2 separate regions of the Homo sapiens genome follow, and region 2 is linked to region 1. A link is an interaction called in ENCODE POLR2A ChIA-PET data of the cell type or tissue named here. Cell type or tissue: B cell. All regions are shown on one strand. Each heading gives the region's core, and the rest is flanking DNA. Links, peaks and the distances in the headings are about the cores only. Region 1 overlaps EIF4ENIF1 (eukaryotic translation initiation factor 4E nuclear import factor 1). Region 2 overlaps PATZ1 (POZ/BTB and AT hook containing zinc finger 1).

Evidence for each region. ChIA-PET counts read pairs that join two places held together with the same protein. Peaks named below come from ENCODE experiments on the same cell type or tissue, not always from the same donor. Only the 100,000 strongest peaks of a DNase experiment are listed, where the experiment ranks them.
Region 2: POLR2A ChIA-PET joins it to region 1 with 6 read pairs; 4 of 35 experiments call an interaction of 5 or more read pairs at or near these places.

Annotation. Positions count from the first base shown.
Region 1 is chr22:31,463,970-31,479,419 of GRCh38, reverse strand. EIF4ENIF1 (eukaryotic translation initiation factor 4E nuclear import factor 1) reads left to right here. Exons shown (of 19, transcript NM_019843.4): 3 at 7,503-7,576; 4 at 11,118-11,245. It also overlaps the pseudogene RNU6-28P. Among named protein-coding and RNA genes, the nearest start is that of EIF4ENIF1, 18 kb to the left of the region's middle. In B cell, for the core only: no CTCF peak of the experiment used is centred there; no DNase peak of the experiment used is centred there; H3K27ac peaks cover 311 bases.
Region 2 is chr22:31,314,682-31,330,131 of GRCh38, reverse strand. It overlaps PATZ1 (POZ/BTB and AT hook containing zinc finger 1), which reads left to right. Exons shown (of 5, transcript NM_014323.3): 4 at 1,208-1,345; 5 at 2,823-4,328. The coding sequence ends at 3,241. Among named protein-coding and RNA genes, the nearest start is that of PIK3IP1-DT, 13 kb to the left of the region's middle. RefSeq lists an enhancer at 469-1,153. In B cell, for the core only: no CTCF peak of the experiment used is centred there; no DNase peak of the experiment used is centred there.

The DNA of each region.
Region 1 (15,450 bases), core at 5,178-7,677:
GGATGACACGCAAATTCATGAAGTGTTCCATATTTAAAAAAAAAAAAGACTCTTCTCTTGTCCAGGCATGGTGGCTCACACCCGTAATCCTAACACTTTGGGAGGCCGAGGCAAACGGATTACCTGAGCTCAGGCAGCCTGGCCAACATGATGAAACCGCATCTCTACTAAAATACAAGAAAAACATTAGCCGGGCATGGCGGCATGAGCCTGTAATCCCACCTACTCAGGAGGCTGAGGCAGCAGAATTGCTTGAACGCTGGAGGCAGAGGTTGCAGTGAGCTGAGATCGCCTTGGTGACAGAGTGAGATTCCATCTCCAAAAAAAAAAAAAAATTTCTTTCGAGAGACTGGAAGAGCTGTAGGGGTGGGGACAAGAGTCATCTGTCTATGTGTGGCACTAAACTGGGCACACAGGATATATTATGTGGACAGTTGTAAAGAGAGCAAACTTTTTTTTTTTTTTTTTTTGAAACAGTCTCTCTGTGTCACCCAGGCTGGGGTGCAGTGGTGCGATCTCAGCTCACTGCAAGCTCCGCCTCCCGGGTTCACGCTATTCTCCTGCCTCAGCCTCCCGAGTAGCTGGGACTACAGGCACCTGCCACCACGCCCGGCTAATTTTTTTGTATTTTTGATAGAGACGGGGTTTCACCATGTTAGCCAGGATGGTCTCGATCTCCTGACCTCATGATCCGCCCGCCTCAGCCTCCCAAAGTGCTGGGATTACAGGCTTGAGCCACTGTGCCCGGCCATTTTTTTGTATTTTCAGTAGAGACAGGGTTTCACTGTGTTAGCCAGGATGGTCTCGATCTCGTGACCTCGTGATCCGCCCGCCTTGGCCTCCCAAAGTGCTGGGATTACAGGTGTGAGCCACTGCACTCAGCATTTTTTTTTTTTTTTTTTTTGAGACAGAGTCTTGCTCTGTCACCCATGCTGTAGTGCTGTGGCATGATCTCGGCTCACTACAACCTCTGTCTCCTGGGTTCAGGCAGTTCTTGTGCCTCAGCCTCCTGAATAGTACCTGGGATTTCAGGTGTCCACCACCAGGCCCAGCTAGTTTTTTTATTTTTAGTAGAGACGTGGTTTCACCATGTTGGCCAGGCTGCTCATGAACTCCTGACTCAAGTGATAGCTGGTCTCGGCCTCCCAATGTTTTGAGATTACAGGTGTCAGCCAGCATGCCTGGCCCAAACTGTATTGACTTAGCTCATGGTTTCTCTCTTCCCCACTTAAGTAGGGGATCTTCTTGTGCTGGGATACCACCTTAAGCATCTTAGGATCATGCTGGAAGGTAACACATTTAGTGCTGTAAACAGTGAGGAAGTTTTCTCTCATTTTTCCCTAAATGTCCACGTGGACCTTGGGCCATATTTTGAGAAACATGCTCAGTTGGAAGCAATAATTTTTAACCTCTTGGGCATTCATTGGAAATCTTTTGAAGGTGTGAACATTCACTGCAGAAATTGCACAAATGCATCATTTTCCATATGGTTTCAAATGGGAGGTCTTACACTCCTTGACACCATGGAACTGATTTAAGAAGTCTTACTTTTCAAGAACAGTAAATACTGTTTACCTAGATGTTTACAGTGACTCCCTGCCACTTTTACAACCCAAGAGTTGTCTTGTTTCTAAGCCCATTTCTCAGTGAAGAAAATGGCTCTTTATCCTCTATGGACAGGTGAGCTATGTTTTAGCCATTGTATTTGGTCAAAAGTGCGCCCTGGCACAAATAATGTTGCTGGTGTGGTTAATGTCAGTGTGTAACTAGCTTGCTACTCTGCCTTCTGCTCTTACAGGCCTGTGAAGTTTGTACATCTGTTCACTTAAGCATCACACCTATGTATGCTAAGCATGTAAAGTCAACAACGAAAACTGGAATACGGAAGTGAAAATGAGAATTTTGTTAACTCTTCTTAACTGAGAGTAGTTGGTGTTTATCACTCTGTGATTAGAGCAATAACTCTAAGAGGAAAGATTATATTGAACAAAACATTAACTTTGAATAACCTCTCAATTTCAAATTCTCTTTTTTTGTTTTTTTTGTTTTTTTTTTTTTTTTTGGAGACAGAGGTCTTGTTCTGTTGCCGAGGCTGGAGAATCTCAGCTTACTGCAACTTCCACCTCCTGAATTCAACCAATTTCTCCTGCTTCGGCCTCTCAAGTGAGGCTGAGATTACAGGCATGCGCCATCATACCCAGCTAATTTTTTAATTTTTAGTAGAGACAGGGTTTTGCTATGTTGGCCATGCTGGTCTTGAACTCCTGACCTCAAGTAATACGTCCGGCCTCTTTTTTTTTTGAGACAGGTTTTCTGTCACTCGGGCTAGAGCGCGGTGGTACAATTACAGCTCATTGCGGCCTGGATCTCCTGGGCTCAACCAAGTCGCCTGGACAATAGGCATGCCACCATGCCCTGCCTTTTTTTTTTTTTTTTTTTGAGACAGGGTCTCCCTCAAAAAGGGTGCAGTCTTGGCTCACTGCAACCTCTGCCTCCCAGGTTCGCAATTCTCATACCTCAGCCTCCCAAGTAGCTGGGGCTACAGGTGTGCACCCCCACACCTGGCTAATTTTTTTGTTTGTTTGACACAGAATCTTACTCTGTTGTCCAGGCTGGAGTGCAGTGGTGTGATCTTAGCTCACTGCAACCTCTGCCTCCCAGGCTCAGGCAATTCTCCTGCCTGAGTCTCCCAAGTAGCTGGGATTACAGGCGTGCCAGGCTGGTCTTGAACTCCTGATCTTAAGTGATCCACCCGCCTTGGCCTCCCAAAGTGCTGTGATTACATGTGTGAGCCACCGTGCCCAGCCCATATTTTCCTATTTTTAAACTAATATCCTTTTTCTGTTCAAGGATTCTATCCAGGATACCATATTATGTTTAGTTGTCCTCTCTCTTTAGCCTCCTATTTTCCTTTTTTTAAGACTGTTACTTCTGTTAAAGTATTTTTTGATTCCTCGTCAATAGGACCAAAATTAGGCTTTTCTGGATGTTTTGTGGTTGTGTTAAAGTATTAACCTTTCCCAGGTGACTCCTAAATAAATAGGTAAAATCATTATAGAGTTCAGCAAACAGCTGTAGTGGTAATTGAGAACACCTATTGGGATCCCTGTTACCTTTGGAGTTAAAAGTTTCAAACAAAACACCACTTAGAAACTTCCCTACATTAAGAATTTACACATTTAAGCGTGAAAGATTGTCTTTGATTGAATAGCACATTAGGGTTCTTAGTATCTGCATGGGGTAGTAAGGGGATATGTGATAATCTTTAGTTACTTTTAAGAGTAAAAAATTGCTTTGCAGTGGTTTTTCCTGTAGCATTATGTATAAGTATTTCCTATATTGCAAGGTCCTTCCTGTTTCTACTAGAAAAATTTTAAGCCCTCTTGTCCTTAGGATTTCTGTGTTACAGTAATATCTGATATTTTCATAATTACTATTGCTCCATCCTCCCTGAACCCCTCCCCCCAGCCCCAAAGTTGTGCTAACCCTACAGATCTGACACCATGTTTGCCCTGAAGATTTCTCTGGAGTCTCCCGTGGTGTGTTTTGTTTTTTTCTTTTTTTGAGACAGGGTCTCTGTCACCCAGGATGGAGAGCAGTGGTGCGATCGCTGCAGCCTTGACCTCAAGTGACCCTCCCACCGCAGCCTCCTGAGTAGCGGGGACCACACTTGGTGAATTTTTTTTTTTTTTTTTTTTAAACGGAGTCTCGCTCTGTCACCCAGGCTGGAGTGCAGTGGCGCGAACTCAGATCACTGCAACCTCAGCCTCCCTACAGGTAGCTGGGATTACAGGCGTCCGCTACCACACCTGGCTAAGTTTTATATTTTTAGTAGAGACAGGGTTTCACCATGTTGGCCAGGCTGGTCTCAAACTCCTGGCCTCAAGTGATCTGCCTGCCTCAGCCTCCTATAGTGCTGGGATTACAGGCGTGAGCCACTGTGCCCGGCCCACTCGATGAATTTTAAAATATTTTTTGTAGAGACAGGTGTCTCCTTATATTGCCCAGGCTGATCTTGAACTCCTGGACTCAAGCAGTCTTCCCGCTTCAGCCTCCCAAAGTTCTGGGAGTACAGATGTGAGCCACTGGACCTGGCTGACTCCTATCTTTACTGGTGATTTATAGGTTGTATGTTCTTTGACAGTTTTTTTTCAGAATTTTGAACAGCCTTTAGGTATGTCTTTGTATTTGGAACTGTGTTTATCTCAGTCTTACAAATTTTTATTCGTATTTCTATCCAGTTATAAGACAGGTAATTGATAAATAAATCCTAAATAAATGCAAATGCCTGATTGATATCCTGGTCTTAAAACTGAAGTATCATATAGTCCTAAGGCGGCATCTTGTCCTGAAGAAAACATTTAGATGCTTCAGTTTTCTGTAAACACTAGAGAATTCATGGTATGCTATACCCAGTGATTCTTGTGGGCTGATTGAGCAAATCTGTCCCTCCATCCTCACCCCAAGATGTTGAATCAGTGATCTGAGAAGCAGTGCACATTCTCCTACTACAAGGCCTGGGATGGGAGTGTTGCCAAAGTCATGGCATAGTGGTATGTGCTTTTTTGCAAGGCAGTTGCAGCATTTTACTGGTGCTGAAAGTTTCGGAATTGCTTTTTAACTTTATTATAAAAAATATTTCAAAGTATACCAAAAGGAGGCAGTAGTTTGTTGTATATATGGGTAGATATGTGTGTTAGTGTGCATGTGTGTATATATATGTGTGTATATGTAAGTGTGTATATTTCCTAACTCTACTGAAAGGGCCTTCAAGCAAATGAGGATACCCAGTTCCCAGACCTTGGTGTTTTATGCAATTCCTCACTTAAAGAAACTAGGATTTCTCAGAAATAGCTGATTCCAGGGCTGGGACAGGATGAATACAAAATAAGCTAGAACGTATGACAGTCTTTAGGAAAAAAAAAAAAAAAAGATGGCATGTTGAAAAAGACACATGGGCCAGTTTGAAGAGGCACCCACTGGCAAAATCTGGGACAGTTTGAGCGCCACATAATTGAGGACATTAATGAGTTATAGACCAACAGAAAAACCAGGAGTCAGCCGGGCACGGTGGCTCACGCCTGTAATCCCAGCACTTTGGGAGGCTGAGACAGGCAGATCACTTGAGGTCAGGAGTTGCAGAGCAGTCTGGTCAACGTGGTGAAACTCCGTCTCTACTAAAAATACAAAAAAAATTAGCCAGCCATGGTGGTGCATGCCTGTAGTCCCAGCTATTCGGGAGGCTGAGGTGGAAGAAGTGCTTCAACCCAGAAGGCAGGGGTTGCAGTGAGCCAAGATTGCGCCAGTGCACTCCAGCCTGGGCGATAGAGCAAGACTGTCTCAAAAAAAAAAAAAGAGGAAAAACTAGGAGTCTGTGAGTCCATACCAATAATACATAGGTATATAAACAGGGGAAAGGAGGACTTGCCTTTACAGTATGATGCCAAGTGCTGGCTGGTAAATATGGAGAGTGGAGAGAGGGCTAGAGTGGCAAAATGAAGAGTGGTTTGGTCAAGAATCATTAATGGATGCTAACTTTAGTGGAAAACTGAAGACCAAGATATTTGGGTGATTTTAAAGTGTCTCCCCACAGATTGCATGCTAAATGCAAATGGGAAAGCAGTAACTAAATAGTAGAGAAACTAGAGAATACCTTGACCAAATGATCCAAATTAGCACCATAGATAAAGGACAGATGAACATCATGGCCTCCAGAAGTGACGGTCTGTGAAGGACACAGCACCTCTTCAGTTAGTATTCTGCCCCATGGATATTTAGGCTCAGTCTATCATGAGAAAACATCAGACCAACCCAAAATGAATAATGTTCTTTTACAGAAAGGGACTATATTTTCTAGAAATGTCACTATCATAAGAGACAAAAGTTGTAGAAATGTTCTAGATTAAGGGAGACCAAAGAGATACAACAATCAAATATCTGATTCTAGACTGGATCCTGTTTTGGAGGGGGAAGATCAATATAAAGGACATTACTGGGTCAATTTACAAAACTGGAATTGGGAAGGTAGATTAGAAAAAAGTATTATCAATAGTTGTAGTTATAAAAAAAACTGGCAGTTCTTCTCAACTTGGGTCTGCAGAAGTCTTCATGCCCTGAGGCATCCGTTATATGTGAGGGATTAGCCTCTCTCCTGTGCATACCAGCTAAGTACATCCTTGAGAGAATGGGAAAATAGTTCACTCAGGTCATTTTCTGTAGGGCTAAATTCTCTCATGGAGCTGGATAACAGGCTGTAAAGGAATATCTTCATTCTTAGGAAATAGGCACTGCAGTATTTAGGAGTAAGGCATCATGACTTATGCAATTTACTCTCTAGTCAAAAAAAAAAAAAAAAAGCTCGCTCATATGTGGAAGCCAAAAAAACTTGGCTTCGTGGAGATAGAGAATAGAATGATAGATACCAGAGTCTGGGAAAGGTGTGTGGGTGGGATGGCAGAATACAAAGAGGTTGGTTATATGGATACAAACATGCAGTTGAAGGAGTAAATTCTAATGTTTGATAGCAGAGCAGAGTGGCTGTGGTTAACAAGTGTATTGTATATTTCAAAACAGCTAGAAGGGAGGACTTTAAATGTCTCCAAAACATAGGAAGGATAAATACTTGAGGTAATTGACACCCGAGATATCCTGACTTGATCATTACACAGTTTATACATGTAACAAAATATCACATATACCCCATAAGTGTATACAAATGTCTGTATCAATTTTTTTAAAATTCTGCAAAAAAGTAAATGATAAATAGGGAGAAATGTTAATAGGTACATAGTATATGGATGTTTTTTGTGTTTTTTCAGTCTTGCAACATTACATTTAAAAAAAACTATCGCCCCCCGGCCCGGTTGCTCACACCTGTAATCCCAGCACTTTGGGAGGCCGAGGCGGGCAGATCGCCTGAGGTCAGGGGTTTGAGACCAGCCCGGCCAACATGGCAAAACCCCGTCTCTACTAAAAATACAAAAATTAGCCAGGCATGGTGGCGTGTGCCTGTAATTCCAGCCACTTGGGAGACTGAAGCAAGAGAATTGCTTGAACCCAGGAGGTGGAGGTTGTAGTGGGCCAAGATTGTGCCACTGCACTTCATCCTGGGCTACAGAGTGAGATTCCATGTAAAAAAAAAAAAAAAAATCCCCTTGTAAGTTGTCATCTAATGCATTGAAAATTGGTAAGATTAGGCAGAGGTTTTATCTAACACTAAAGTTTCCTTGCCTTGATGAGCTTTCAGTGTTACGAAATGTTATTCAATAGCAATTATGAGAGATTGTTTTAGCCAGAAACTGATCACTTTTAAGTTACTGGATTATTCTGCTTGAGCTTGTGAGAACCTCAATGTACTCCAGTCCTTTCTGAAATAAGGCAAGATGTAAATAAGAATTGTGTGAAGTGTTTAAGATGGACACTTAGAATTATTCAGAACAGAAGTTTAAAGTGTGTGGCCTAAGAAATGTAATTCAAAATGACTATTTGACTTCTCTTTTTAGGAAGAACTCTTGGATATAAAAGAACTCCCCCATTCCAAACAGAGGCCTTCATGCCTTTCTGAAAAATATGACAGGTATGTGTGTCATTCTAGTCCTTAACTACTTCTAGTCAATAACTTTTTGTTATACCAAACTTGGTAAATTAAGAATTGTATTGTTTTGAAGTTTTCTGGTAGAATTATAAGTGAAAGAGGGATTTCGAGAGGTAATAAGATGGGTTTCAACTACCTAGGAATGAAACTAAAATTAAAAGATGACCTGGTCAGAGTCACATAGTCAGAAAGCAGAATTAAGACTTGAACCCGACAGGGCATGGTGGCTTATGCCTGTAATCCCAGCACTTTGGGAGGCCAAGGCAGGCGGATCACGAGGTCAGGAGATCGAGACCATCCTGGCTGACATGGTGAAACCCCATCTCTACTAAAAATACAAAAAATTAGCCAGGCGTGGTGGCGTGCGCCTGTAGTCCCAGCTACTCGGGAGGCTGAGGCAGGAGAATGGCATGAACTCGGGAGGCGGAGCCTGCAGTGAGCTGAGATCGCACTACTGCACTCCAGCCTGGGCGACAGTGCGAGATTCCGTCTCAAAAAAAAAAAAAAAGACTTGAACCCAGGAGTCCTCACCAGGGTCTTGTCCTCTACCAGTGGTTTTTTGCACTGTACTTTGAGGGTACCTGCCTCAGGTATGCTGCTCAGGGGCGCTCTTGGTTCTTTTTTTTTGCATTCCCACAAAAAACTATTCAGCCGTTCAGATTAGCTTTATTTCATCCTAGTTTCCCTCAGAAGAAGAAGGCTTTGGTTTGGGAAGACTATAGCTAAAAATGGTCTGAAAATCTCCTACAATAATCCTATATTGTACTACTTATGGCCACCTTAGTCATTTCTTTTCTTTTTTTTTTTTTGTCCGAGACAGAGTTTCACTCTTTTTGCCCAGGCTGGAGTGCATTGGCGCGATCTGGGCTCACTGCAACCTCCACCTCCCAGGTTCAAGCGATTCTCCTGCCTCAGCCTCCCGAGTAGCTGGGATTACAGGCACCCACTACCACGCACAGCTAATGTTTTTGTATTTATGGTACCTATGGTACTATAGTGCCTATAGTCCCAAGTACTCAGGAGGCCAAAGCGAGAGGTTTGCTTGAGCCCAGGAGCTTGAGGATGCAGTGAATTATGATTGTGTCACTGCACTCCAGCCTGAGCAACAGAGATCCTATCTCAAAAAAAAAAAAAAAAAAAGTCCTATTTAACCAGGAAATTGAACATTAATATGATGCTTTATATGTTAAAAAAAATGTAGGCTAATACTAATATAAACCATCTACCTTGATATTTAAGAGATGATGGGCCAGGTGCAGTGGCTCACACCTGTAATCCCAGCACTTTGGGAGGCCAGGGCGGGCAGATCACAAGGTCAGGGGTTTGAGACCAGCCTGGCCAACATGGCGAAACCCTGTGTCTACTAAAAATACAAAAATTAGCTGGGTGTGGTGGCACATGCCTATAGTCCCAGCTACTCGGGAGGCTGAGGCAGGAGAATCGCTTGAACCCGGGAGGTGGAGGTTGCGTTGATCCTAGACTGCGCCATTGCACTGCAGCCTGGGCAACAGAGCAAGACTCCATCTCAAAAAAAACAAAACAACAACAACAAAAAAACCTGGATGCCTCATACCACATTCCCTGATGAAGGTGATACTTGATACTTGAATAATGGCTATAGCCAATTAGTTAGGATTTTTCTTTTTTTTTTTTTTTTTTTTGAGGTGGAGTTTCGCTCTTGTTGCCTAGGCTGGAGTGCAATGGCGCAATCTTGGCTCACCACAACCTTCCCCTCCCGGGTTCAAGCGATTCTCCTGCCTCAGCCTCCCGAGTAGTTGGGATTACAGGCACCCACCACCACACCTGGCTAATTTTTATAGTTTTAGTAGAGACGGGGTTTCACCATGTTGGCCAGGCTGGTCTCGAACTCCTGACCTCAGGTGATCCACCCACCTCAGCCTCCCAAAGTGCTGGGATTAGCAGGCATGAGCCACTGCGTCTGGCCTACAAAATATATTTTTAAAAATTATCTGGGCATGGTGGCACCTGCCTGTAGTCATAACTACTCAGGAGGCTGAGATGGGAGGATCACCTGAGTCCAGAAGTTTCAGGCTGCAGTGAGGTATAATCATGCCACTGCATTCCAGCCTGGGTGACAGAACTCTGAGACCCTGTCTGAAAAAAATAAAAAAGTTATCCTGGGCAGACAAACAGCTTTTATTTCTGAAGCAGAGACATTGTGCCTGGTGGTAAAAATAAGAAAGAGGAGAGAGCTTCTCATTTCCTTTCACCTCTCTGAGAACTAAAATTTGTTGGGCTCTTAAATGCTAGATAATCCTCACCACTACCCTAGAAGGTAGGTAGTATATATTTTATTGTGAGGAGTTTGAGACTGAAAAGCTAACTCACTTATTCAAGAAATGTTCATTGGTACCTGCTATGTCATAAATACTGTGCCAGATTCTATAAAATATTCCGTGGCTTCATGGGGCATTGGTCTATGGAAGGATATAATCAAATACTTGTAAAAATTTATCATTGCAAACATCACAGGCTGCAAAGGACAAGTGTGAAGTACGTTGCTAGTGTATAGCATGGCCTGGTCTAATCTGGGGGCTGGGAAGTTCTTTCTGCAGAAGATGCAGCTCAGTAACTTGTCCAGGATGTTCCCAGTAGTGGTGGCAAAACTAGAATTAAAGCCCAGATTTTGGGCTCCAGAGTTTCTGCTCGTGCACAGTACTACCCACCACCCCATCATTACACAGAGAATAAAATAAAACCTAAACTACACATTTTAGGTCGTAAGAGCTGTTTGCCCTGCTTGTGGAAAAACTAAGACTGTGCATAGAAATTCTGGAAAAATACACATCAAATGATCCAGGTGCTACTTCTGGTGAGAGAGTTAAGGGACTCTTTTTTCTCCTTTGTATTAGTCTTCAGTAAACAACAGTTAATATTTATGGAACATCTTCTTTGTATAGTACAGGCGTAGTTATTGTAATCCATGTGCATGCCAAGGTATATGGTCTGAATGTTTCAATTGTGTACAGACCATTAGTTTTCAAGTGACTGTTGGTGTTGTGTGATCAACAACAAAGCATTACTGAATTAATAGATGTTTTTGTTTTCATATTAAAAGAGGTAACAATTCTGCAGGCAGTCATGAAGCTTTATTTTAGAAATGGGTTTCTGGCTGGGCGTAGTGGCTCACATCTGTAATCCCAGCACTTTGGGAAGCCAAGGCAGGCAGATTACTTGAGGTTAGGAGTTAGAGACCTGGCCTGGCCAACTGGTGAAACCCCATCTCTACTAAAAATACAAAAATTAGCAAGATGTGGTGGTGGGCACTTGTAATCCCAGCTACTGGTGAGGCTGAGGCAGAAGAATCACTTGAACCTGGGAGGCAGAGGGTGCAGTGAGCTGAGATCACGCCACTGCGCTCCATCCTGGGCGACAGAGCGAGACCCTGTCTCAAAAAAGGAGAAATGGGTTTCCATAACTATTAGCTGAGGAGGTTTAGAAATCACACTGCCTATATGGTTCATGGGCGTAAGTGCTAACAGTTGTATTTTTTGACCTGTAGTGATGGTGTCTGGGACCCTGAGAAGTGGCATGCCTCTCTCTACCCAGCTTCAGGGCGGAGCTCACCAGTGGAAAGTCTGAAGAAAGAGTTGGATACAGACCGGCCTTCCCTGGTGCGCAGGATAGTAGGTGAGCACACAGTCACTCAGAAGTGGGGTTAGTGATTTTGGGGACATGCTTTTGCCTGCTGGTTTCATTCTTAGCTCTGAGAATTTTATGCTTTGAGGGGAAATGTCATTATCAGGAAACTGATTTATCGGTTGGATTTTTCCTAATCAGCAGGGTAAAGTCATAGTCTACTTTGTCACAGCTATATAAGAAGACTGTTAGGCTGTGTGCTTCTGAATTAAAAGTACCGATTATCTTTCACTGGCATGGATAACTGAGTTAGATGTGGTGGGTAGCATAAAGCTGTGCTGGAAATCTCATTATGCTTTCTTTCATATGTGAGACCAGTCCTCCGGTATAAATTAGTTCTGGCAATTCTTTTTTTTTTGTTCTGTTTTTTTTTGAGACGGAGTCTTGCTCTGTTGCCTAGTCTGCAACCTCTGCCTCCTGGGTTCAAGCAATTCTCTGCCTTAGCCACCCAAGTAGCTGGGATTACAGGTGCCTGCCACCATGCCTGGCTAGTTTTTGTATTTTTAGTAGAGATGGGGTTTCACCATCTTGGCCAGGCTGGTCTTGAACTGCTAACCTCGTGATCCACCCACCTCGGCCTCCCAAAATGCTGGGATTACAGGCATGAGCCACTGCGCCCGGCCTAGTTCTGGCAATTCTTAATTCATAGTGGACTGTGATCGGAATAAAGGCTTGGATACGGTTTGAGACTGAAGTTAAGTCTGATCTTCCAACTTTCCTAGTTTAAAGTTTACCCCTTTAGAAACGTTGTTTAAGGGTGAAATGGAGACCAGGTAATATAAAAGCAGTCAAGGAACTTGTTGCAAGAACTTTTTTTGAGATGAGAGGACGACTCATCATAAAAACTTGGAACTAAACGAAAAAGATAGCCCGGCTCTAGTTTAAGCTATAAGACCCTTCTACACAGTCTGTCAGTACACTCAGTACAGTAATGTCTCTCAAAGAATTTATTCTAGCAGAATCATTAAAGATATGCAGAGACTTTATTAAAATGATGAAAACTGAGAAGGAACCTAAATATCCAACAGTAGAAATGGGTCGCGTAAACTTCGGTGTATCCATATATGGGAATGTTACATTGCATTGTCCTGTAAAACCATGTTGCAGATGTGTTTATTGGCAAATAATGTTCATGACGTACTGACTCATAGAAAACTCTCCATATTGTATCCTGTGTTTGGAAAAAACAGACTGCACAGAAATTCTGTAAAAGTACACAACAGAACATTCTAGGAGCTGTTTGTGATAACAGAATTAAAGCAGATTTTTCTCACATGGACTAATCTTCAGTTTCCTGGTTTTTCTAGGAAGACATTTTTTGTATGGTGACATGTTTGTTCTTCCTACACCAATAAATTTATTGAGATAGAATTTACATATAGCCTGCACAAAAAGTATACCATTTGATGTCTTGACATGTGTATATACCTGTGAAACCGTTACCAAAATCAACATAAGCATTTTTATCACCCCCAAAAGTTCCCTAGTATTCCTATGTGTCCCTCCCTTTAGCTGCCCCCCCCACAACACTTCCCCCTTCCCAAGCAAGCGCTGATTTGCTTTGTTTTTTTTTGTTGTTTTTTTGAGACAGAGTCTCCCTCTGTTGCCTAGGCTGGAGTACAGTGGCGTGGTCTCTGCTTACTGCAACCTCTGCCTCCCAGGTTAAAGCGATTGTCTTGCCTCAGCTTCCTGAGTAGCTGGGATTACACATACACGTTCCACCGTGCCCAGCTAATTTTTTTTTCCCCCCACCGAGACAGAGTCTTGCTCTGTCACCCAGGCTGGAGTGCAGTGGCGCGATCTCGGCTCACTGCAACCTCTGCCTCCCGGGTTCAAGCGATTGTCGCGCCTCAGCCTCCCAAGTAGCTGGGATTATAGGCGTGCGCCACCATGCCTGGCTAATTTTTGTATTTTTAGTAGAGACAGGGTTTCACCATGTTGGCCAGGCTGGTCTTAAACTCCTGACCTCAAGTGATCCACCCACCTCAGCCTCCCAAAGTGCTGGGATCACAGGCATGAGTCACCGTGCCTGGCCCCAATTTTTGTATTTTTAGTAGAGACAAGGTTTCCCTATGTTGGCCAGGCTGGTGTTGAACTCCCAACCTCAGGTGATCCACCTGTCTTGGCCTCCCAAAGTGTTGGGATTACAGGCATGAGCCATAGTGTCCGGACTGATCTGCTTTCTGTATCTGCTTTCTGTTTCTATAGATTAGTTTACATTTCCTAGGATTTTATATAAATGGAGTTACTATAGTATATACTCCTTGTATAGCTTTTTTCATTAAGAATAGTTACGATTTATCCACGTTGTTGAGTGTCTAGTTTATTTTCATTGCTTAATAGTATTCCATTGTATGGATTTAGCAGTTGATCCGTTTATCTGTTGATGTACATTTGGGTTGTTTCCAGTTTTTGACTGTTAAATAACCAAAGCTGCAATGAACATTCATGTACAAGTCTCTGGACATAAGCTTTCTTTTCTCTTGGGTAAAAACCTAGGATTAAAATGGCTGGGTTGTATAGCAGATGTATGTTTAACCTTCTGGGAAATTGCCAAACTGTTTTCCAAAGTAGTTGTACCATTTTACGTTTCCACCAGTGGTGTATGAGAGTTGCACTTGCTCCAACATCCTCATCTGCACTTGGAATGGTCATTTAAATTTTAGCCATTGTAATAGGCGTGTAGTAGTATCACATGGTTTAATTTGCATTTCCCTAATGACTAATTATGTTGAGTATCTTTTCATATGCTTATTTGCCTTCCACATAACCTCTTTGGTGAAGTGTCTGTTCAAACCATTTGTCTATTTTTCAATTGTGTTGGTTTTTTTTTTTTTTTTTTGAGACAGAGTCTGGCTCTTGGTGCCCAGGCTACAGTGCAGTGGTGCAGTCTCAGCTCACTGCAACCTCCACTTCCCAGGTTTAAGCGATTCTCCTGCCTCAGCCTCCCAAGTAGCTGGGATTACAGGTGCCTACCACCACGCCTGGCTAATTTTGTATTTTTAGTAGAGACGAGGTTTCACCATGTTGGTCAGGCTAGTCTCGAACTCCTAACCTCAGGTGATCCACCTACCTCAGCCTCCCAAAGTGCTGGGATTACAGGCGTGAGCCACTGGGTTGGTTTATTAAGAGATTTTATGTGTTCTGAATTTAAGTCCTTTATCAGAAAAATGCTTTGAAATATTTTGTCTCAGTCTGTGGCTTGTCTTTGCATTCTCTAAACAGTGTCTTTCAAAGAGTAGAAGTTTTAAATTTTGATCAAGCCCAGTCTATCAGTGTTTTTTAAATGGATCATGCTTTTGGTGTCATGCCTAAGAAAACTTTGCCTAACCCAGTGCCACAAGGATTTCCTCCTATATTTTGTTCTAGAAATTTTTAGTTTTAGGTTTTACATTTAGATCTGTGATCCATTTTGAATTAATTTTTGTATATATCTGTTTATATATATATATATATATATATATATTTTTTTTTTTTTTTTTTTTTTTTTGAGACTGAATCTTAGTCTTTTGCCCAGGCTACAGTGTAGCGGGGTGACTTCTGCTACTGCAACCTCTGCCTCCAGGTTCAAGCGATTCTCCTGCCTCAGCCTCCCAAGTAACTGGGATTACAGGCACCTGCCACAATGCCTGGCTAATTTTTGTAGTTTTAGTAGAGACGGGGTTTCACCATCTTGGCCAGGCTGGTCTTGAACTCCTAACCTCGTGATCCACCTGCCTTGACGTCCCAAAGTACTGGATTATAGGCGTGAGCCACCATGCCCGGCCCCAAATATAGATTTAAGTTCATTTCTTTGTCTGTGGATATCTAACCGTTCAACACCATTTTGTTGAAGAGACACTTTAACTTTTTAAGCAGTTATTTTTTCAAATACGCCTGCTGTAGTTTATTAGTTGACAAAACATTTGCTAATAATTCTTAGATAAGGATTTGGTCAAAATAAAGGCACTGCAAAGACTAATCATGGAAAATTATTTATCGTGACGTACTTCTATTGCTGCAAAGAGGAAGGCCAATGTCTCAGCCTTATTTAAATACATAATGTACATGTTACCCTGAATCTGCTGATAAGCCCAATTTTAGTGGTGACTCTCTTCCAACCATCCCCTTCCTCCCATCAGTCATGGACATACTATCTAAAAAAGAAGAAAACACCCTTGTTGGTTTGTTTAACTTTGTCTTTCCCACGTCCTTCC
Region 2 (15,450 bases), core at 2,177-4,676, 150 kb after region 1:
CTTTTTTAAAACAAATCTCATGCAGACATTACACAGTACTCTTCAGCCTCTGACCCTTTACCCTTTAGCAGTGGATCTCACTGTTATCCTGTGACTGTGTAATTTTGAAAGTGAATGGAAACACCTGATGATGAGTCAACCAGATCTGAAGTGGATTAAAGGGACACTGTCAGGGTGCTGGCACCCTAAGTGGGCCTTATACTAAAAAGCTTCAGTTCCTGCTAAAAGCACCTTCTGATCCTTGACTACAGTGGGGTTTGATGGCATACCTCCTTCCTGTGAAACCCAAGTCAAAATCCTTTTATCGGCCTGCCTGATTCTGTATCCTTGGACGCATGGCTGCTGTGGAAGTTGGCCCAAGATGTGTTCTTCCCAGCCTGAGATATCTCGTGGATCAGACTGACCGAAGCATCTGGGAGGTGGGCTGGAACAGTCCCAAGAAGGCCGGATTGTCCTCCCCCAAAATAAAGACAGAGATCATCCGTGTTTCTTCTCCTGTACGCGAACCTGGTGGATGCTCCAAAATCGAACCAAAACACTACCATGAATAAGAGATGACTGCACTCCTCTGACACAACTTCCTATTTTTGTCTTTGTTCTTCAAAAGGTCTAAACAGTTACTAAATCCTGTTATGCTGAAGGTGGGGAAGTTAGAAAAATAGAACATCTCCTGACAGGTAGAAGACGGGATCCTTGGAGGCGTTCCTTTGGGATTTCATTTTACCTCCATCTCGTTTGTTGTCCAGTTTCCTTTTACGAGGATTAAGCAGGCATCCTGCTGGCTAGAATCCTGTGGCTTCCCTGGAGCCTCAAATTCTTGTCTAACCACATTTCTAGTCATGGTTCCTGCAGGAGACATCCACTCAAACCACCTGTTACTGAGGCACCAAGCAACCCTAGAGGCAGTTGGCCTCTGGCCCTAGCAGGAGCAGGATCTCAGGCCATCCCACCAGGCAGCCAGCCTCAGCCCCTCACCGCAGCCTTGCAGAGTGGGCTCTGCAGAGAAGCCGATTTGTGGACAGTGCCACCCTCCATCCTGAGTCACATGGCTCATGTGGTTGCAGCCATTTTTGAGCCAGGAGGGGGCCCCTTCTAGGTGCAGCTGACCTGGGAATGCTAGCCAGAGCGGCCAGAGGAGAGGAGTTGGGGGAAGGAGAGAGGTATCTCTTGCTGGCCGCGGGATCTCATCTCCTTTTGTCTTGTTTAGGTTTCTCCTCTGCCTCCTACTTAAAGGTCCATGTTAAAACCCACCACGGTGTTCCCCTTCCCCAGGTCTCCAGGCACCAGGAGCCCATCCTGAATGGGGGAGCAGCGTTCCACTGCGCCAGGACCTATGGCAACAAAGGCAAGCGACCCCTTGCTCTGCACTTTGCTTCTCTGCGCAGACTGTGTTGTGGGGGCGCTGGGCTGGGCGTGGGGAGGCGGGAAGGCTGCCGGCTTTCTGGCTGCCTTGAGGAGACTCAGAGATCTGAGTGGCAGTGGCCTCCAGGACAAAAGTCACAGTGGGTATCTCACTCCAGGGCAGTGAGTGAGGCTTTAGGGCACTGCCGAGATCCAGCCTCCGCCTCCTCTTCCCCAGCCCTCCTCCTTTCCTCCTGGCCAGCCCCCACTGTCTGGAGCCCTGCAGGGATGCCCCGGGCCCTGGGCAGAAGAAGAGCCCTGCATGATGAGTCACTATGGGCCTGTCACTGCCTGCTGCCCTTTAGGATGGTGTGGAGCTGCGGCTGAATGCTTTCTCCTCTTTTGACCCAGTGGGCCGGTGGGAGCCAATGTCTGGCTTCTCTCACAGTAGGAGTGGTTGGTTACTGTGAGTGGCCCTTTCTGGAGAGCCTCTGGCTATGGTTGTGAGATGCATGGCAATAATGAGCTATCTGACTCCTCTGACTTGGGAGTTGGTTTGCAGAAAGCTCCCCAGGCCCACCTTCACTTGTTGATTCAGGTTGTTTTGTGGTATGTCACGTTGTCGTTGCCTTGGGGATGAGGCCAGGGGCTTGGCAGATGGTAGAAACAGCAGAGATGGCATGCTCCATGCTCCCATCACAGACCTCCCTTCCCGGCATGGCTCTCTGGACCCAGGCAGGAAGCTGCTGATTGGTGGAGGACTCCAGTGTGGGCCGGGCAAGGCAGAGCAGCCAGGGTTGTCTCTTGGCCCAGCTTGTCTGGGGCCTAGGGTGGGGACACCCAGCCGACTGAGTAGTACAGAGTTGCTTTCAATCTCTGTGCTTGGGCTGCTTGGCCCTGAAAAGGTTTTGGCAGAAGGAAGGCGGTAAGGACAGGGCTATGTTTGCAGCATTAGGAAAAGGATTGGCTTCTGTCTGAGCCATTGATGGGGTCTACCCAGGTTGAGGACCTAATGGCTCTGGTTCTGCCTGTCTTGCTAGGGTGCAGCTAGTCTGGTGCAGGAGGCGAGGCTACTATTACACTGGCTCGGCATCATCAGAATACCAATTTTACCCTCAGAGGCACCCAAAAGAGCGCCTAGGAGTTGGGGGTCTTTGAGTTGTTCTGGGCAGCTGTAGCAGAGTTGCCCTCTCTGTATCCCTTCCTTGAAGCAGGCTGAGATGACGGTGAGCAGTACATGTGCAGCTGCATGAAGAGTCCACAGCAAGGGAGGCTGGCAGCCCTAGGGCCCTGCCGTTTCACCCCTGTAGGCACTCCAGGCTCCCAGACTGACCAGCTGACCCTCCGTGGGTTCTGCCAGGGCAGTGGCTGGCCAATGGCTGCCCTCCACAGGTCTGTGAGCTGGCCCCTCATGACCCCTCCAGGAGGGGGCATCTCCAGAGCCTGGCCTCATCGCTCTCCTATATTTTGTTTTTTCGTAGAAGGCCAGAAATGCTCACATCAGGATCCGATTGAGAGCTCTGACTCCTATGGTGACCTCTCAGATGCCAGCGACCTGAAGACGCCAGAGAAGCAGAGTGCCAATGGCTCTTTCTCCTGCGACATGGCAGTCCCCAAAAACAAAATGGAGTCTGATGGGGAGAAGAAGTACCCATGCCCTGAATGTGGGAGCTTCTTCCGCTCTAAGTCCTACTTGAACAAACACATCCAGAAGGTGCATGTCCGGGCTCTCGGGGGCCCCCTGGGGGACCTGGGCCCTGCCCTTGGCTCACCTTTCTCTCCTCAGCAGAACATGTCTCTCCTCGAGTCCTTTGGGTTTCAGATTGTTCAGTCGGCATTTGCGTCATCTTTAGTAGATCCTGAGGTTGACCAGCAGCCCATGGGGCCTGAAGGGAAATGAGGCAGCTGCTGTGTCCCCACGGAAACAACCATCTGGGGACTGCTGGGAAATGCTGTGAATGCGGAGGGAAGTGATGTTTGGGTTCTGTAGCTGAGAGATTTTTATTCATTTTTAACTGCCCCCCAACCCCACTCCAACTCCTTCTCCACCACCCATTCTCCCAATGGTCTTTAGAAATAGATTTTCATCTGATATTCTGCAGAAATATCAATGAGACTTGGTATGGGACAGGGGCAGAAAACACTACATAGGCCTCCAAGGCAAAACCAGTCCCAGTTTCTTTAATGGGAAGAAGCTGGAATTCCTGGTGCTCAATTCTTAGTGACCCCAATCCTATACCCAAATCTATGATATTCTGGGACCTCAGTGATTTTGGTCCCCTCCCACTTCTCTAGTTCGTCATCCTCCCTTCCCATATCCTTCAAAAGAACCACACTAGGGTCTCCACCTACTTATACAATGCGGATGCCCAACTGTTTTTAAGGAAGCCAGAAGCATCCCATGGACCATGGGGTGAGTGTCCTCCAAGAGCCCCCTGAGCTCAGCCCTCTGCCTGGAGGGCTCCAGACCTTTCTGAGCCCTGCTTGGAGGCGAGCATTTTCACTGCTAGGACAAGCTCAGCTGTTGAGGACACCCCCACCCCAAATTTCAGTTCTTACGTGATTTTAACCATTCAACATGCTGTTGGGTTTTAATTCTCTAATTATTATTATTATTGTTATTATTTTTTAGGACCAGTTGTAGTGAATTGCTACTGAAAGCTATCCCAGGTGATACAGAGCTCTTTGTAAACCGCAGTCACACATTAGGGTTAGTATTAAACTTTGTTTAGATGTACCATAATTAACTTGGCTAGTTGATTGTTTGAAGTCTATGGAAGAAATAGTTTTATGCAAAATTTTAAAAAATGCCAGTCTGGTCAGGGAAGTAGGGGGTTTCAATGCTGTTGGGAACCAGGAAGGTGGGACAGCCGGCAGGTAGGGACATTGTGTACCTCAGTTGTGTCACATGTGAGCAAGCCCAGGTTGACCTTGTGATGTGAATTGATCTGATCAGACTGTATTAAAAATGTTAGTACATTACTCTATCTGCTCCCTTGAGTCCAGTTTTTCAGCTGTGGGGGTCTTTGGGACCCAGAGGTGGGCAGTCCATACCCCAGCACCTGGGGTGGGAGTGGGATCCCAGGAGACCCCTTTTCCACTTCATTGCACCAGTTCCACTGGGATTGACAGGTAGATGGTCCCACTGAAGACTTAGAATGCCAGAATTCACCCATGTGTTCAACAAATATCCACTGCTTGTCTTCACTGCTTGTGTGCCAGGCATGGTTTCATGCTCTTGAGATATGGTGGTGAACAAGACACCACTGTGAGGCTTAATGGGATAGACAGACAACTTAAATATGAGTTCAGATAATGAGAAATACAAGGAGAAGAACTGGGCAAGGTGAGGGGACAGTGACAGCAGGAGGGTGAGTAGGGTGGACCAGGGAGGTGTGAAGTGGGGTTGGGGCTCTGGGAGGGAAGGCTTATAGAGGGGATCTGACACAGCCTACCCAGCTAGCACCTGAGGAGGGATGTGGGCAGGGACTCCTCATGGCCAAGGGGCTCTAAGAAGCTCAGCAACTTGTCTCCCCCACCATGTTATCTACCTGATGTTAAGTAAAAGGTTGGTGCACCGTTAATGGTGAATGTATGAAGAAAAGAGGGAAAGAACAACAAACAGGAGGCAAGAAGTAAGCACGATGGAGAATTAATAGGAATAAGAATGAGGAACAAGAAGGGACAGGCAGACTTAAGGCACCCTGGGCATCTTGAGAAATCTCAGGGAAGAGGGAAACCCCTAAAAGGATAGAGACAGCATTTAACCTCCAAGCAAGAAGAAAACAAAACAATGGTAAAGGAGAGAAAAACAGACCTAGGGGAACAAACAGCACAAAAATTTTTAGACCCACATTGGTATCAGAATTACATTATTTTTTGTTTTTTTGAGACGGAGTTTTGCTCTTGTTGCCCAGGCTGGAGTGCAGTGGTGTGATCTCGGCTCACTGCAACCTCCGCCTCCCAGGTCCAAGCAATTCTCCTGCCTCAGCCTCCTGAGTAACTGGAGTAACTGGGATTAAAGGCATGCACCACAATGCCTGGCTAATTTTTGTATTTTTAGTAGAGACGGGGTTTCACCACATTGGCCAGGCTGGTCTCGAACTCCTGACCTCAGGTGATCTGCCTGCCTGGGCCTCCCAAAGTGCTGGGATTACAGGCGTGAGCCACTGCACCCTGCCTAGAATTACATTGTTCTGGTGTAAAGGTAAAGACTCTCAGCTGAATTTTTTAAAAAACAATTCTAAGCCATTTACACAAAATCCTTGGTAAGCTGCTGGGCTTTGCAGACTGTGTGGAATAGAGGCTTAGGCCATTAGATGTGAGTATCAAAGGAAAGGGTGACCCTAGAATGTGGAGGCCCTGTGGACACGTAGCTTTGTGACCACCACAGAATCTGGTCACACCCACTGAGTGTTAAGAGAACCTGGCCTTGAACCAAGGACTTGACTGGGCCAGCCCGAGCTCCTGAACGCATTTTAGTTCTGCTCCCTGGAGACCTGTGAGCATGTCCATGGACAGGTAGGGACCACAGGTATTAGAAAGGAGTATCTGTCACATGGCAGGAGGGGAACAACAGAGCAAGCAGGCTGTTGCATCTTCCAAAGCACTGCTCCCTTGGCAGCCTAAGCTTTGGGAGGCTAAGGCAGGAGGATCACTTGAGGCCAGGGGTTTGAGACCAGCCTGGGCCACATAGGAAGACTCCATCTCTACAAAAAATGAAGAACAGCTGCACATGGTGGTGCCCGCTTGTAGTCCTAGCTACTCAGGAGGCTAAGGCAAGAGGATCGCTTGAGCCCAGGTGTTCAAGGTCACAGTGAGCTATGATCACGCCACTGCATTCAAGCCTGGGTAACAGAGTGAGGCCCTAACGCTAAAAAAAAAAAAAAAAAAAAAAAGGAAGAACCACCTGAGCTTTGGCTATTCGGCTCCATCATCTGCTCTCTGCCAACCTTGGGGAAATCCCTAAATCTCTGAGCCTGTTTCCTGATCAGGTCTTTTGTGGAGACCAAAAGAAACCATCATCATGAGCTAATCCCCTGCACAACCTATAAGGTTGGTTTCATTATTCTATTATCATCCCCCTCTTGCAGGAAACAGGCTCAGAGGGATGGAGGAACTCCCCTGGGTCACATAGTAAGTGGAAGAGTCAGGATTCAAACTGAGGTCTGCCTTGTCCTCAGACTTTACTCCTAAGCTCCCAGTGATAGTTTCTGGTTTTTTGTTTTTTGGTGTTTTTTTTTTAGACAGAGTCTCACTCTGTCACCTAGGCTGCAGTGGTGCTATCTCGGCTCACCTCCACCTCCCGGGTTCAAGCGATTCTCCTGCCTCAGCCTCTCAAGTAGCTGGGATTACAGGCACACGCCACCACACCTGGCTAATTATTTTTTTGTATTTTTTGTAGAGACAAGGTTTCACCATATTGGTAAGGCTGGTCTCAAACTCCTGGCCTCAAGTGATCTGCCCGCCTTGGCCTCCCAAAGTGCTGGGATTACAGGCGTGAGCCATGGTGCCCAGCTCACAAGTGCCTCTTGAAGGAGGAAATTCCACAGCCATGCCCTCTCTTACCTTGAGTGACAATGATCAGCACTCACTCTAAAGGTACCTAAAACTTACCCAGAAGTATCACTAGCGTCTCACAAATCCCTCCTGTCCATTGGAGGAGGAAGGCTGGCGGGATTCCCTCCAGTTTACATAATTGTGCCTGGCTGCTTAGCACCTGGCAGCAGTGTCTCCAGAATTCTACTCCTTACAAACTCTACCTCTCAGTCTCTCTCCCAAGGCTGCGTACCCTACTCTGCACCTCTCCAAGAGTGGAGGACGACTGGTAGATGGTGTGAAATGATTTTCACTGGGGGAAGGTAGGAGAAGGGCAGAATGATTAATGTCTGGATTTGCATCTCTTGCTAAACTGCTGTGAAAGGAAATACCAAATATTTATCTAAGAGACTAATCCATCCTAACAAAACAAGTTTCCTTTAAGGACAGGGCAGTGCAGAGGTAGGAGCCTCTGAAATAAAACTTCTTTGTATCACTGTGAATGGGCATACCAAAAAAATAACTTATTTTTCCTTCAGGGAAGTCTTCTGCCCTCCAAAATCTGGCACCCTACCCCATGGCCAGTCCATACCAGGCAGAGGTCAGAGCCTGTGGCAGCAATGAAGAGGGACTTCGAGATTATTAACATCTCCCTCCCTCCTTCCAAGTCAAAATCTGTGCCCTGAAGCTGCTGAATGTTTTGGAGTCCATGTTAAGCAGCACAAACTCCATGAGCTGTGGGGCTTGTGTTTCATTTTTCAAAGCTTTTCTTTGGATGATGATAAACTATTGTTTATTTGTGAAGTTTCCTCTGCCTCTAAAATACTTATCTCTTGTCTATCTAAGGAACTCTTTTTCAGAAGCTCAGTTCAGATTGCCCCTTGCCTACAAAGCTTTTCCTGCCCCCTCCGCAAGACAGCTTATGTGTATTACATCACTACCATGTGCTAAGCACCATGACAGGGGTCTTACATACATCAACAACCCTATGCTGTAGGTATTATTTTGTTCTCATGGAGTCCCAGAGAAGCAACTGCCAATGTCACATAGCTGTGAAGTGGCAGAGCCAGGACTTGAATTCAGAACTGTCTGACCAGGGAGCCCAGGACTCCATCATGATGGATGTGATACTTTGTGCCACCTCCCTGTTTTGCACATATTTCCACTTTTGCATCATCTTTTTAGGGATCTATCTCCCCACATGAGACCAGATTTCTTTGCCAATGGGGATCAGGCAAAGATAATTCATCTCTGTATTCCCATTGCCTAGAATAATAGTTCCTGGCACTTGGCAGCCACTAATTCATTCAACAGATATTCTGAGTGTGCTAAGAGAGACTTAATTCCTGTCCTCAAGGAGCTTTAGCATAAAGTAGCACAGGACATGGGACATACACATAAATAAGTGTCTATAACACAAGAGAGAATGAGGCATGGGAAGTGATGGAAAATACATGCTCTGGTGCTGTGGAGAAAGATGGGATGCCGTCCTGGTCTAAGATGCTGGCCAGGTGGCATTAGAGTAGGACCCTGGAGCACACTAGGACTGGGACATGTAGGGAGGGGGGCAGGGTGCTCACAGGCGGACATGGGCAAACTTGCCCTTCAAGTCCAAGTAACAGCTGACATTTGAAGTGACAAACCTCTTCATGTCACCAAGGGAGACAAAGGGCCCTTTCAGACTGTAGAAGCTGCTGGAAAATGCTGGCCAGCCATCGGACTGTGAAGAGCCCCGGGGGCAGGATAGACCATGTTCTAACATGGAGGCCAGTTTGGTGGGAAGCATACTGAGGCTGGACACCAGGATGAACACAGGATAAAATGATGTTACCTTCCCTCACTCGAGGCTGCCTTTCCCAATAACACAGCCCCATACCTCACAACCCTCTTGCATGCCCAGGGCCAGAGCTCAGGAGGAAAGGCCAAGCCAGAGCATTGGGTGGGAATGCAGGAGAGGTGGACATCCTCATTACATGGGGCCTCTTCCCAGGGCTCACCCCACTACAGGTCCTGAGAATATTTTAAAATGCTTTCAACTGTGTAAACAAACGAGGCACCTGAGAACCCCAAGTAGGCCATGCCTATGGAAGCCATATTCCCTGCCCGTTTCACATTTCCTCAGACTGTTGTTTAATGTCAGCCTGAGCATCTGCCCTCCACACCTCCTGCTGTATGGGATCATCCTTCTCATTAATACTGAAGTTAGAATGGCTTTGGCCCCATTCCATAAAGGGTGGGAGGCATCTCCTCCAACATCTCCAAACATGGTGAAACCCTGTCTCTACTAAAAATACAAAATTAGCCAGGTGTGGTAGCACACACCTGTAATCCCAGCTACTTGGGAGGCTGAGGCAGGGAAATCACTTGAACCTGGGAGGCAGAGGTTACAGTGAGCCGGGATTGTGCCATTGCACTCCATCCTGGGCGAAAGAGTGAGACTCCGTCTCAAAAAAAAAAAAGGTCCCTTCTCAAGCAAGGTGCAGTAGCACATGACTGTAGTCCCAGCTACTCAGGAGGCTAAGGCAGGAGGATGGCTTAAGCCCAGTCCAGCCTGGGCAACATACCAAGTCCCTGTTTCTAAAAAAAAAAAAAAATGTTTAAATGGTCCCTCTCTCCACTGGCATCAGCCCAGACATGGAACCTAGGGCTTTTCCTTCATTTTTTTTCAAAATCAGTAGGTGCTCTGATGTTCACCCTGATTTGGGGACAACAGAGACTAAGTCATAGCCAGCACATAAAACGCACTGACAGTCCAGTCCCTTCATACCTGCCACAGGAAACATCTCCCTGGTGAGGCTGTTCCTCAGTACCCTCAGCTGCCCTCAGGTGGCTGCTCATTCTCAATCTCCCCAGCCACCTGTCCTACTTCCTTGGCCCCCTCAATTCCTTCATCCTGGGCTTATCCCCATCCCCTCCCCAGAGACACACAATTCTCACTGTATTTTGCAGGTTACTTAGATTTTTTCTTTTTCCTTTTTTTTTTTTGAGACAGGGTCTCTGTTACCCAGGCTGGAGTTGCGTGGTGTGATCTCGTCACTGCAGCCTCAACGTCCTGGGCTCAAGTGATCCTCCTACCCCAGCCCCCCAAATAGCTGGGACGACCACAGGTGTGCACCGTCACACCTGGCTAATTTCTAATTTCTTTCATTTTTGGTAGAGACAGGCTTTCGCCATGTTGCCTAGGCTGGTCTTGAACTCCTGAGCTCAAGTGATCTGCTCACCTTGGCCTCCTAAAGTGCTGGGATTACAGGTGTGGGCCACTGTGCCCAGTCGAGATCTTTCTTTTTCTAATTATGAACTATGTTGAGTGGGGATAAGGAGGAACAGGGATTCACCTTTCATGTCCAAACAGATTATCAAGGTACTTCCTGAAAAAAGACAATTTCCTAAGAGGAATACTGCAGCCAGCTTTTTAGATAGCAATCTTTATCTTCTCATTATAATATTAACAACTACCATTTATTGAGCACACTTCTAATCCTCATGACCATGAACGGTAGAGTCATCTCCACTTCATAGGTAAGAAATGAGGCTCAGCCTGGGCAACATAGTGAGACCTCATCTCTACAAAAAATATACAAAAAATTAGCCAGGTGTGGTGGCATGCATCTGTAGTTCCAGCTACTTGGAAGGCTGAGGTGGGAGGATTGCTTAAGCCCAGGAGGTTAAAGCTGCAGTGAGCTGTGATCATGCCACTACACTACAGCCTGGGTGACAGAGTGAGATCTTGCCTCAATAAATAAATAAAAAGTGGTTATGAGAAAACAGCAGGTTTTAAAGGAACAAAATTGCCTAGGTGGTAAGACCTGAACAATGTTTAAAAAGATGCATGAAAGGCCAGGTGCGGTGGTTCACACCTGTAATCCCAGCACTTTGGGAGGCCAAGGTGGGCGGATCACTTGAGTCCAGGAGTTTGAGACCAGCCTGGGCAACATGGCAAAACCCCATCTCTACAAAAATACAAAAATTAGCCTGGCATGGTGGTGTGCACCTGTAGTCCCAGCTACTCAGGAGCCTGGGAGGTGGAGGTTGCAGTGAGCCGAGATTGTGCCACTGCATTCCACCCTGGGTAACAGAGGGAGACCCCGTCTCAATCAATCAATCAATCAAATAAAAAGACGCATAGAAAAAAGACTGGAAGGGAATGCAGTTGCAACAGATTTATTGGGGTGTCTCATCCTACATAAATGTAAGCATTTTTAGTGATTTTCACTAGCCATCCTCAGTAACACCATGTCAAGTTCCTCTTTTCCAGTGGGTAGCTTCATGATGGCTGCCATAGACTCAGCTGCTTTCAGGAATTAGAACAGTCTCCAACTTGTATTTAAGATTCATTTAAAATGTTTACACATAAAAATATTCATTTAAAAATGTCCATCTCGGCTGGGTACAGTGGCTCACGCCTGTAATCCCAGCACTTTAGGAGGCTGAGGCGGGTGGATCACTTGAGGTCAGGAGTCGAGACCAGCCTGGCCAACATGGTGAAATCCCGTCTCTACTAAAAATACAAAAAAAAACACAACAACTAGCTGGGCATGATAGCGTGCACCTGTAATCCCAGCTACTCAGTAGGCTGAGGCAGGAGAATCGCTTGAACCCAGGAGGTGGAGGTTGTAGTTAGCCAAGATCACACAACTGGACTCAGCCTGGGCAGCAGAGCAAGACTCCGTCTCAAAAAAAAAATCCATCTCAAGGTTCCCTTCAAAGCTCACTGCCTCACTGCAGCCTTAACCTCCCAGGGTCAACTGATCCTCCCGTCTCCACCTCCTAAACAGCTGGAACCACAGGTACACAACCATACCTGGCTAATTTTTGTTTTTGTTTTTGTTTTTTTTTTTGAGACAGAGTCTCGCTCTGTTGCCCAGGCTGGAGTGCAGTGGCGCGATCTCGGCTCACTGAAAGCTCTGCCTCCTGGGTTCACACCATTCTCCTGCCTCAGCCTCCTGAGTAGCTGGGACTACAGGTGCCCGCCACCATGCCCAGCTAATTTTTTTAAAATTTTAATTTTTAGTAGAGACGGGGTTTCACCGTGTTAGCCAGGATTGTCTCGATCTCCTGACCTCGTGATCCGCCCGCCTTGGCCTCCCAAAGTGCTGGGATTACAGGCGTGAGCCACTGCGCCCGGCCTTTTTTTTTTTTTTTTTTTGGTAGAGATGAGGTCTCATTATGTTGTCCAGGCTGGTCTCAAACTCCTGGGGGCTCGCATGCAATCCTCCCACCTCAGCTTCCCAAAGTATTGGGATTATAGGCGTGGGCCACCACATGCGGCCTGATAGCTCATTTCCTTTTGGCAGTGAATAATATTTCATTGTTTGGATGTACCACAGTATATTCATTTATTTACCTACTGAAGGACATCTTGATTGCTTCCAAGTTTTGGCAATTATGAATAAAGCTGCTGTAAACCTGTGTGTGGAGGTTGTTGTGTGGACTTAAGTTTTCAACTCGTTTGTGAAAATATCAAGGACTGTGATTGCTGAATCACATGGTAAGAGTATGTTTAGTTTTGTAAGAAAATGCCAAACTGTTCTCCAAAATGGCTCTACCATCAATTTTGCATTCCTACCAGCAATGAATGAAAGTTCCTGTTGCTCCACATCCTTGTCAGCATTTGTTGTCTGGATTTTGGCCATTCTGATAAATGCGTAGTAGTATCTAATCGTTGTTTAAATTTGCATTTCTCTGATAACATATGATGTGCAGCATCTTTTCATATGCTTATATGCCATCTGTATATCTTCTTTGGTGAGGTGTTGTTAAGGTCTTTGGTCCATTTTTAAAATGCATTGTTTTATTTTGTTTGTTTATTTATTTAGAGATGGAGTCTCACTCTGTTGCCAGGCTGGAGTGCGGTGGCGTGATCTCGGCTCACTGCAACCTCTGCCTCCTGGGTTCAAGTGATTCTCCTGCCTCAGCCTCCTGAGTAGCTGGGAATACAGGCGTGCGCCACCACGCCCAGCTAGTTTTTGTATTTTTAGTAGAGATGGGGTTTCACCATGTTGGCCAGGATGGTCTCTATGTCTTGACCTCGTGATCCGCCCACCTCGGCCTCCCAAAGTGCTGGGATTACAGGCGTGAGCCACTATGCCTGGCCTATTGTTGAGTTTTAAGAGTGCTTATGCATATTTTGGATAACAGTCCTTTATCAGATGTGTCTTTTGCAAATATTTTCTCCAGTACATGCTTATGCTCATCTTCTCATTCTTTTTTTTTGTTTTTTGAGACGGAGTCTTGCTCTGTCACCTAGGCTGGAGTGCAGTGGCGTGATCTTGGCTCACTACCAGCTCCGCCTCCTGGGTTCACGCCATTCTCCTGCCTCAGCCTCCCAAGTAGCTGGGACTACAGGCGCCTGCCACCACGGCCGGCTAATTTTTGTATTTTTTTTTTTTTAGTAGAGACGGGGTTTCACCATGTTAGCCAGGATGGTCTCGATTTCCTGACCTCGTGATCCGCCCACCTCGGCCTCCCAAAGTGCTGGGATTACAGGCATGAGCCACTGTGCCCAGCCATCATCTTCTCATTCTTGTGACATGGTCTTTCACAGAAGAGAAATTTTTAATTTTAATGAAGTCTAGATTGTCAGTTATTTATTTCATGGATCATGCCTTTGAGTGTTGTACCGAAAAAATAATAACCATATCCAAGGTTTTCTTCTGTTATCCTCTCAGAGTGTAAGGTGTGTGTCTAGATTAATTTTTTGCATGTGGATGTCCAGTTGTTCCAGCACCATTTGTTGAAAAAATTATCTTTGCTCCATTGTACTGCCTTTGCTTCCTTCCACTATATTTATTCCTTCCACTATATTTATGTGGGTCTATTTCTGGCCTCTCCATTCTGTTCAATTGATCTATTTGTCTATCCTTTCACAAATATCACACTGCCTTCATTACTGTAGCTTTATAAGTCTCAAAGTCAGGTAGTGTCAGTCTTCTAACTTCATTCTTCTCCTTCAATTTTGCCTCTCTGTATAAACTTTTAGAATCAATTTGTTGATATCCACAAAATAACTTCTGGGATTTTGATTGGGATTGCTTTGATCTATAGATCAAGTTGGGAAGAACGGACATCTTGACAATATTGAGTCTTCCTATGCATGTACCATGGAATATATCTCCATTTAATTCTTTTTTGATTTTGTTCATCAGAGTTTTGTAGTTTTTTTCATACAGATCTTGTACATATTTTGTTAGGTTTATACAAATTTTGTGGGGTGGTAATATAAATGTGTTTTTTATTTCAAATTCCACTAATTCATTGCTGGTATATAGGTAGACAATTGAGTTTTGTATATTGACCTTATAACCTGAAACATTGATGTAATCACTTATTAGTTCCAGGAGTTTTTCTGTCAATTCTTTCAGATCTTTCCTTTCCCTTCCTTCCCCTTCCCCTCCCCACTTCCCTTTCCTTTTTCCTTTCCTGTCCTGTCCTCCTTTCTTTTTTCTTTTTTAACATCTCCCAAGGCTTCATCATTCATCTTTCAGATTTTCTACAGAGATGGTCATGTCATCTGTGAACAAAGACAGCTTGATTTCCTCCTCCCCAATCTGTATACCTTCTATTTCCTTTTCTTGTCTTATTACATTAGCTAGGACTTCCAGTACAATGTTGAAAAGAAGTGATGAGAGGGCACACCGTTGCCTTGTTCCTGATCTTAGTGAGAAAGCTTCTGGTTTCTCACTATTAAGTATGTTAGCTGTAGGTTTTGTAGGTATTCTTTATCAAGCTGACGAAGTTTACTGAGAGTTTTATCATGAGTGGGCATTGGACTTTTTTTTTTGGAGACAGGGTCTTGCCCTGTTGCCCAGGCTGGAGTGTACTGGTGTGATCATGGCTCACTGCCATCACCATCTCCTGGGCTCAAGTGATCTTCCCACCTCAGCCTCCCAAGTAGCTGGGACTATAGGCATGTGCCACCATACTTGACTAATTAAAAAAAAAACTTTTGTAGAGATGAGGTCTCACTATGTTTCCTAGGCTGGTCTTGAACTCCTGGGCTCAAGCAATCCTCCTGCCTTGGCCTTCCATAATGCTGGGATTACAGGCATGAGCTGCTGTGCCTACCCCAAACATTTCTTTACCATGACCATTTCACAGCTATACTTACCTAAGTCTAATGGTAATATTCATGCCCTGGGGTTCTTCTGGATTCATTTCCCTTCCTTGTGTATTGGGGAAAGTCACGTGCTTACCCCTTTGTTCTGAAGTAAAACAAATGCCCATTTTCTACGTTCAACTTTAAGTGGAATTATGCTGGTGCTTGGGGCTTGGGATTGGAGAGAAGAGGAGGGGATCTGCCCTTGGTGTCTTGACATCATTAACCCTTTTCCTGATGCCCTCAGCTGGCTGGAGTCTGGAGAGATTCATTTGGCCACAGTCCACTTTCTGGGAAGTTTTGTGGAAAGGACAAGTAAATATAAACAACTGAGAAATGTGATCTAGAGGGTAGGTAGGTGTGAGGAATTCTTTTTTCTTTTTTTTTTTTCCAACTTTTAAGTTCAGGGGTACATATGCAGGATTACATAGAAAAACGTGTGCCATGGTGGTTTGCTGCACAGATTATCCCATCAC